Regions from separate parts of the Homo sapiens genome. Here region 1 is linked to region 2. Evidence: read pairs that join two places in POLR2A ChIA-PET (ENCODE). Cell type or tissue: OCI-LY7. All regions are shown on one strand. Links, peaks and the distances in the headings refer to the core of each region. The heading gives the core; the rest is flanking DNA. Region 1 overlaps PSMA2 (proteasome 20S subunit alpha 2). Region 2 holds the start of HECW1-IT1 (HECW1 intronic transcript 1).

Region 1 (4,397 bases), core at 169-4,168, 200 kb before region 2:
GCTATTAATTGCTTTGCAAATTTAAATTCATGGTTCAGTAGAACTGGGAGGAAGTAGAACAAATGGAGTTAAAATGTTTTAAGGGTTAGAAGATACAAAATGAACCAAAAGGCAGAGGCTCTGAACATTAGAAACATTATGATACTTAAGCTAAAATCCACAGGCTGGAAATGGTTCAAGAGTTTTGGAATGTTTAGGAATGCAGTGGGTTGCTACATCAAAGAACTCTAAGAACTGGGACAAAAAGGAACAACTTAATTTTAAGGCCCGTGGAAAGAATAAACAGAACAAAGGGAGAAGTGTTGTAGGCAGCTTGAACTGGAACTGGGCTTTGCATTTAATGGGGGCAGGAGGTGGAAAACAGAACCTGGATCAAATCTGGTTCAGCTGATTTTTCCTCCCTTTATTCTTTAGGCCTAATTTTGTTAGCACACAATAAAAACCTACATGAGTTTTCCTTACCTCTGAAATATTAACATGCCTTTAATTTTCCCTTCTTTGATTTGTAGAATTTTGACATTGCTTTGCTCTTTTGATACTGGACATTATAGAAGGACTAAACAAAATCAACGGCAGTTAACAGAGTAACTATTAACCACACCAGGCTTTAACTTGTGTTATCAAATTTAGTCCTTAGGAAACCCTGAGATATGGCCGGGCAGAGCGGCTCATGCCTATAATCTCAGCACTTTGGGAGGCCAAGGCGGGTGAACCGCTTGAGCTGAGGAGTTGGAGACCAGTCTGGGCAACATGGTGAAACCCCGTCTCTACTAAAAATACAAAAATAAACCAAACATGGTGGTACGCGCCTGTAGTCCCAGCCACTCGGGAGGCTGAGGTAAAAGGATTGATCACCTGAGCCTGGGAGGATGAGGTTGCAGTGAGCCAAGATCACGCCACTGCACTCCCCCTGGGTGACAGAGAGATTGTCTCAAAAAACAAACCAACCAACCAACCCTGAGATAATTACCTCACATAGTCACTCAGCCAGTAAGTGAGATAGCTGAGACTTGACTTCAAAGACCTTTTTGCTACTATGTCCGCTTTCTAGTGTGCCAAAGTCAAAATATATCAAGAGCCCATAAGAGAGATTATTAGACAAGGCCAAGATAAACATCTTGAAACAGGAAGCCAAAGTTACCATCTTTCATCTCCTTAATGCTTTTGCCACCTAAAACAAGATATGGGTGTTATAGTGATGGTAGGGAACAGAACTGGGGACCCTGAGAAAAATCTCCAAAATAAGGTTCTTTTGCCCTTAACTAAATCTTAGAATCTTCTGAGCTCCATTTAAATCATGGAATTGCCCACTATACTTTCACGTTGGTAAGAATGATTATGCTTATAAACTCTCCTTATGTTCTGTAAACCAAATTAATGATTTTATCCTAAGTTGCCTTAAAAAAAATTTAAAAAAAAAAACCTAAGCACTGCCTTCATATGAGTGCAGATACTTAATTATAACTTTCATTATAGTGAAGCTATTTATTATACTGAGATTACATTAATGAATTAACAAGAGCCTTAAGCCATAGTTTTGACACTTAAGTATTAGCATTTTATTTCAAGCACTTATGCTCATCCTTGAGTTTAAAAAGTCTAACAAAATCTAAGAACCCGGGTTCCTTTAAACATGTTTACCTACTTGTGGAGACACCAACAGGAACCAGCAAACCATTGTTTATTTATTTACATAATGTATCTCCCATGGAGACCTATTTGGCTTACCACTCTTCATAGGCCTAGTACAATCTCATAGAGCACCCTAGGATTTCACTGATCAATACCTAATGGCACCTAAAAGTACCTATGCTTCTTTTCTTGTTCCATGAATCCGTGAAAGTCTGCAGATCCTCCCAGCTCTAGAAGCAGTCATGTTTTTTACCAAAATCAGCATTTTGCTTTATGGAAACACAGGCAACATCTGATAGCGAAGAGGGCATTAAGATTTGACTTAACCAAAATTGCCTGACAACGAAAAAGTCATTTCATCATTCTGCTTGGCAATGTAGTCTTCAGAAATCAACTGTGATAAAAAGCAGGAAATAACTGTTAAAATTTTAGCAACTCCTAAAAGGCTGGAAGGTGGGTTTAACAGTTTATTAGGATTTATAAGTGTCATTTTAAAAACAGTCGATTTAAACCATGTAGAAATAAGTATGCAAAAAGTCTGCAAAACAAAACATACTTTAAACATGTTTAAGTAGATAGATTATCTGAAATTCTGGATTTTTCAGTCACTTCATTGTTATGCTATGGCAGCCAAGTAATCCTTAACTTCAGTTGGAGTAAGCCTCCTAAATCCAGCTTCATTGCAGATTCCAACTTCTATGTTATCCTCTGTCATTTGCCCTTCAAAGCTTTCCTATTGAGGAGGGAGGAAAAAAGGTCAATTTTCTAAGCAGTTAATCATGAAATCATTATAAATCCAGTTGTTGAATACTGAGCTAACCTTTAGGGTTAAGATGGCTGTATGAATGGCATCTTCAAGTTCCAGATCTTCATTATATCTGAAGAATTTAAAAAAAATTACTTATATCATTGTTTATATTCTTTATAACTATTTAAATACAATGACAGCAACAACGTAAGTTTTTAAAACTCTAAACATCTTAAAAATACTAAATTACACATTCTTTTAATCACCTCCTTGTAGCTGTCTCCAGATTAAAAAAACTGACAATATCTGGTGCTCAATTCCCAACATCATGAACGGTATGACCCTAAAATGAGTTTAGTTTAGGAAACTTTTTTTTTTTTTTTTGAGACACAGTTATCTTGGCTTACTGCAAGCTCCACCTCCCGGGCTCATGCCATTCTCCTGCCTCAGCCTCCCAAGTAGCTGGGACTACAGGCGCCCACTACGCCCAGCTAATTTCTTTGTATTTTTAGTAGAGATGGGTTTCACTGTGTCAGCCAGGATGGTCTCGATCTCCTGACCTCGTGATCCGCCTGCCTTGACCTACCAAAGTGCTGGGATTACAGGCACGAGCCAACACACCCAGCCAGGAAACTTCTTAAGTATAAATATTTTAACAATCAGGATGTGGTGGCATTATTATAATTTTTAAAACACAGAAAAATCAGAACTTTGCTAAAATCTTTTTCTTATAAGTTAAAACATAACATGTCACTTCCTGCCGATACCAGTGTGGACGGTGCGAAGAGTGGCTGGGTCGTTTCTTCGGTTCTCCCCATCCCCTACTTTCCTCCCTCCATTGTCAACTGTTGCTCACCCTTCCCAGACTCCCCAGCCCCTCCCTAGCTCCTTCCTAATCTCGGTGCCACCTTTTCCTTTTTCTCTGCTCAGCCCGTGTTAGGGTGAAGCCTGGAGGAACCCCGGGCGCTGTACCAGAGGAGAAAAGACAAGGATGACCCTCAGCCCACCAGCCCAATCACTGGGTTCACCACCTCCATAGCAATGAGACTGATGCTGCTCACCTGTTCTGGCCACATATGGCCCGTGGCTGACTTGGCCTTCAGTGGCATCATGCCTTAGGGGCTTTTTTTTCCCTCAAGACAGAATCTTGCTCTGTCGCCCAGGCTGGAGTGCAGTGGTGCAATCTTGGCTCACTGCAAACTCCGCCTCCCAGGTTCAAGTGATTCTCCTGCCTCAGCCTCCCGAGTAGCTGGGATTACAGGCGCGCGCTATCACTCCTGGCTAATTTTTGTATTTTTAGTAGAGACGGGGTTTCACCATGTTGGCCCAGCTGGTCTCGAACTTCTGACCTCAGGTGATCCGCCTGCCTTGGCCTCCCAAAGTGCTGGGATTACAGGCGTGAGCCACTGCGCCTGGCCAGTCTTATGAGTATTTCTAAATCAGTGCTTGCAAAGACGGCAAACCTATGCTATGCCAGGGAGATACAGGAGACTGGATTGGAACAATTTTGGGTCATAAAGATGCTGTCTGGAATGCAACACTGAATAAGGATGCCACCAAAGCAGCCACAGCAGCTGCAGATTTCACAAAGTGTGGGATGCTATCCCAGGAGATGAACTGATGACCCTGGCTCATAAACACATTATCAAGACTATGGATTTCATGCAGGATAGTAATTATTTGTTAACCAGGGGACAGAATAAACTGTTTTGCATATATGACTTGAACAAACCCGAAGCAGAACCTGAGGAAATTAGTGATCACAGCTCTGATATTAAAAAGGCCCTATGGTACAGTGAGGATAAACAGATTCTTTCTTCTGATGACAAAACTGTTAAGACTTTGGGATCATGCTACTATGACAGAAGTGAAATCTCTAAATTTTATTATGTTGGCTAGTAGTATGGAATATATTTCTGAGGGAGAGATTTTGGTAATAACTTATGGCTGATCCAGTGCTTTTGACAGTACAGTAAGTTTGGAACCAATTAAATCCTTTCAAGCTCCTGCAAACATT
Region 2 (4,397 bases), core at 109-4,108:
CCTCTGGAATGTGGCATTGGAAAAACAAAGCACTATTTTAATTCCTAGACCTCCAGGCAAATTGGCCGTTCTAGTGTTTTATTTAATAATCCACGTTCTGACTAATTCCACACTATAATCCCAGTCTAGTGCAGTTGGCTGCTTTGTGGAATGACAGTTCTCTTTTTTTTTGGAGTAGTTTTTTCATGAAGGCAAATTGCCTAAGTTTGTTTAGATTGTGACATTATTGACTTGATAGGGAGGTCACATCCGGAGCTGGAACAGCCCATCAATGTATCAATACAGAGGGACTGCAGCTCTGTTATTTGTGTATATAGCATCATTTGACTTGATTCCTTTTACACTCTGGCTTTTAAAGATGGATGTATTACAAGATCACTTTGAGCTTTACCTTCTATTATGCTTCCATCTGATATGATTGTTAACAAAAGAAATATTAAAAGGCCAGATGTGATATGGAAAGACAAGCCTGAGTCTCATTCCTCATGGTAAAGGAAGTTGGACTGGCTGGTTTCTATCGTTCTTTCTAGTTCCAGCATTCTGTGGTAACTGACAGAGGAGTAAGAAAAGTTACCCAGTGTTGGAAAGGCAAATAATTATAACGTGAACCATGCAAGCAAACCAAGGATTGACTGTAGAATCTGCGGCTTATTTTTATACCTTGCAGCTTTTAAAACCCAAGCGTCTGCATTTTCCCCATAAGTGAAATTACTCACCAACTCAAACAGGTCTTTTTTTTTTTTTTTTGTCCACTATAGCAAAACATTTGGTGGAGGGTTGGGGAAAAGAGAAGAAGATTGAATTAATTGGATAACAGGTGTTCTCCTTTTGTGGAGTTATTCATTCCAACCCCATCTTAGATAATTGAGAATTCACTTTTTCCAATCATTGGTTTTTGTTTGTTTCTAATGAGACACTCTAGATAGCTGTTTCATCCTATGCAGTAATTGACAATGGCATGAGACTTACTTTCTCTGATGTAATTTGGTGTTGCTCTCAAAACTTGCTAGCGCTGTTGCTTGTCACAAAAATGGGTGAAGCAATGATTGGTCTAAATAGGCAGGCAGGCAGTGTTTTCATGCGCTATGGTAATTTTTATAATTTAGGTATAGTCAAGGTATTTGTTGATTCATGCTTAGCCACACAATTTTCCGTAGTTGTGCACTCATTTGTTTTAAGTTACAATCAAAATAATATCCTGAAATTACAGTCCCTGCAAGGCATAATTAACCACTTCTTCTCCTGTTTTCCCATAGCCTTTTTGTTCATAGAGCTAAGATAGCACTTACAATATTGCAGTTATCTGAGTTGTAAATGTGCCACAGTCTCCTTATCTTAAATATGGGATGAGCTTCTTCAGAACAAGGACATGTTTATATTCATCTCTCCAGCACCTAGCAGTTTGCCTGGTACATCATGTGTTCTCAGAAATGTTTATTGAGTGGATTTCAGGTCATAAAAATGCCCTCTAATTGTATAGGCAGGAGGTAGGTAGGAATCCTTCACTTTGTGAGTCAGCTGGGGGAATCAGAGAGGTTATGTAAGATGCTTAAGGGGGAACCGAGAGCCAGGACTCAAATCCAGGCCTTCCACCACCCACCCTCAGTAAACAAAAAAACACGTAGAGAATGAGTTCAAATGCTGTAGGTTTTGGTTATTTATTTTTTTCCTTGAATGATCTGGATTATCCATTTTGACAAAATTTATCTGATAACTGCTCTGTTCTGTCTTGCTCTGGCCTTAGAAGGAAACATGGCCCAAGCACTTTAACCTCTAATCCACACTTAAACAGAAGACGTGAGCACCCTTCTGCCCACTTTCTCTCTAAGTCCTGGTTCTATCAACCAGAGCTTGCTAGGATGATGGACACGTCTAGGGAATGTCTACTCATTATTTGCTCAAGCAACATTGAACCACTGTAAGTGCTTCTGAAATGACCTACAGTTAGACCAGAGACAACCATCCTTCCTGGGCCAGCCAAGCTTGACTGAGTCTCCCAATGGCAGGTTTCTAGACTAACAGGTGTGACTTACAGACATCAAGACACCTGCTTCTCTCCCATTTACCTGCTTCCTTTTCCATCCTAAAAAACAGGACAAGCTACATTAGGAAACCAGGAAGTTGCAATACCCACATGTCCTCTCTGTAAAACAGCCGTTGGCACATTTGATGTTCACGGACTTTTAGAGAAAACAGTATGAAATGCTCTGTGGGGTTTTCTTCAGGTCACTTTTCCTCTTTGAGGGTTAGTTTCTTCTTCTTTAAGAGTAGAAAGTTGAATCAAGTAATCCCAAAGGTCACTTCTAACATCACCATTCTGTGATTATTTTTGTTGGTTTATTCAGTTGAGCAAGTTGAAAGGAGAAAAAGATTAGAAATAATTTAATTTGGCAATATGTAGAGAAGAAATAATTAAGGCTACATGGTGCAGCCTGTGGTTATCTGATAACTACTTTGAGCCTTCTGTTAAAACTATTCTTTATACATTTCTATAATCCTTTCTTATTTGTAAAACTAAATTTACTATATTAAGGGGAAAGATTTGTGGCATTTCTTGTTCCCAGTGAGGAATGCAGTGGTGGAAAAAGTATGCAATCTCCAAAATGTACAAAGTGTTTAGAATTTGGGGGTTTAATAGCCAAGGTTCCAAGCATTTTTATTCTCACCACTGAGTATGTTTCACAGCTGAATAACTCTTATGGTCAAAGTGTTCCCTGCAATTCATCCAACAAATTCCCCTTTCAGTTTCTCTCTGGTTCCTCATTTTGCTCTTTTTTTCCACTTCTTTAGCTCCACTCAACTTCCTATAACATCCCCCACATACATAAGCCATATGCCAGTAGTACACTGCCACCCCCCACCCGCCCCACCAAAGGCAGGAGTCAGAGCTTCACAACCTCCTTACTCAGCTCAATCTTTTCTACTTTCTGAGGTTTATTCATTACCATTGCTTTTCCAAGTTAAGACACAATGAGATATAGAAGCAGGTCGAATCTTTTAACGATATTGTTTATCGTTTACGTCTTTTTCTCACAGACTTTCTGACCACCATTTGGAACCTCAATGCCATGCATTTAGGTGTCTTAAAGCCTCTTTAAATATTTTAGGAAGCAAAGCAGCATATTAGCAATTTTATGTATCCCATCCCACAGTGTTTGGATGTGTGGGTATTGGTAAGTAGTTGTACTGTTCTGTGACATGGGCACTGAAAGGAGAATGATAATAATGCAATTACTTACTGGCAACATATGACAAAGATCACTAAGCTCCTAGGTCATCTGGATTCCCATAGCAACAAGTGGTATACACTGTTTGCATTATTTGTTCAGAACTGATACTTTTCCTGATTTATTGGTCTGAAGCTTGATGCATATGGAGGCCTGAAAAATAAGGATGTGGCATACAGACAGGCTCTCCTGGTGTTATCAGGCATCTATGCATGTGATATGCAGGGAGAATTTGGTGGATGGAACTTAAGCCGGTACCAGGGGGGCGGGGGAAGAGTTGGGAAAGGACGCCATCTGTGCCCATGATGACAAATGCCATCATGGAGACTTCATTCGGGGTCCCTTTTATATATTTAGTGAAGCAGATTTTCCATTTCACACTTTCTAGATATATTTGTATTGCACAGATGTCAGGGAAATATCATGTGTGTGAAAGAAAAAAAAAAGATCAAAATTCACATCCATGGCCAGGGATTGTAATTCAATCATTTTGTCCTGAAATTGACATCCATTTAACGTGCATGGATGTTCCCTGCTTTTGCTTTTGCTTTGGGGGTTCAAGTCAGAGCAGTTGGAGAAACATAAATCTCAGCCCTACACATTGTTAAAATTCAGAGATCTAGGTTAAGGGGGGAAAAGATGGGGAGAATAAAATTAAACATATAAGACCTTGCCATCAGTGCCGTCAGTACCAGAGCTGATGAAATCAATCAGCAAGTGATTCCTCATCCTCTTTCCTGTAACACACAGATGAGCTGAAGAAACCACAGGACGCAGTCAGTAAGTTTTTATCCTCAAAAGGACTTCTTTTTTTCTTTACCGTTATTCATAATTCCTTGTGCCATCAAAACTTAAAACTACTTAATGACGTTTTCCCTCTATTTTGAATATAAATTATTTTTGTAGAAATGAGCTTTTTGAAATTGGAAAAAAAAATCGTTTTGAGGATTGTTGCCAGCTTTATTTCCCCCTGCCTACCCCCAGCATTGTCCTTGGTGTCCCCTCTACATGACCGGGCATAGGACCTGCATATAAAGAGGATGATGATAAGGAAATAATTGGCATACAAATGGTACTGTGATGTATGACATTTATAAAACCGCTCCCTGACTCCACATCCCCCATGATGGATTTTCTGTTTCTTTTTAAAGAATATGCTTCAAAAAGGTT

The links. ChIA-PET counts read pairs that join two places held together with the same protein. Peaks named below come from ENCODE experiments on the same cell type or tissue, not always from the same donor. Only the 100,000 strongest peaks of a DNase experiment are listed, where the experiment ranks them.
Region 1: POLR2A ChIA-PET joins it to region 2 with 5 read pairs; 2 of 35 experiments call an interaction of 5 or more read pairs at or near these places.

What each region holds. Positions count from the first base shown.
Region 1 is chr7:42,915,326-42,919,722 of GRCh38, forward strand. PSMA2 (proteasome 20S subunit alpha 2) reads right to left here. Exons shown (of 8, transcript NM_002787.5): 7 at 2,453-2,510; 8 at 1,536-2,365. The coding sequence ends at 2,249. It also overlaps the pseudogene LOC105375252. Among named protein-coding and RNA genes, the nearest start is that of C7orf25, 5.5 kb to the left of the region's middle. In OCI-LY7, for the core only: no CTCF peak of the experiment used is centred there; no DNase peak of the experiment used is centred there.
Region 2 is chr7:43,114,569-43,118,965 of GRCh38, forward strand. The region is part of intron 2 of HECW1 (HECT, C2 and WW domain containing E3 ubiquitin protein ligase 1); the gene reads left to right. It overlaps HECW1-IT1 (HECW1 intronic transcript 1), which reads left to right and starts at 3,328. Exons shown (of 7, transcript NR_135295.1): 1 at 3,328-4,007; 2 at 4,379-4,397. RefSeq lists an enhancer at 3,715-4,397. In OCI-LY7, for the core only: no CTCF peak of the experiment used is centred there; a DNase peak (open chromatin) is centred at 2,053; H3K4me3 peaks cover 932 bases; H3K27ac peaks cover 2,883 bases.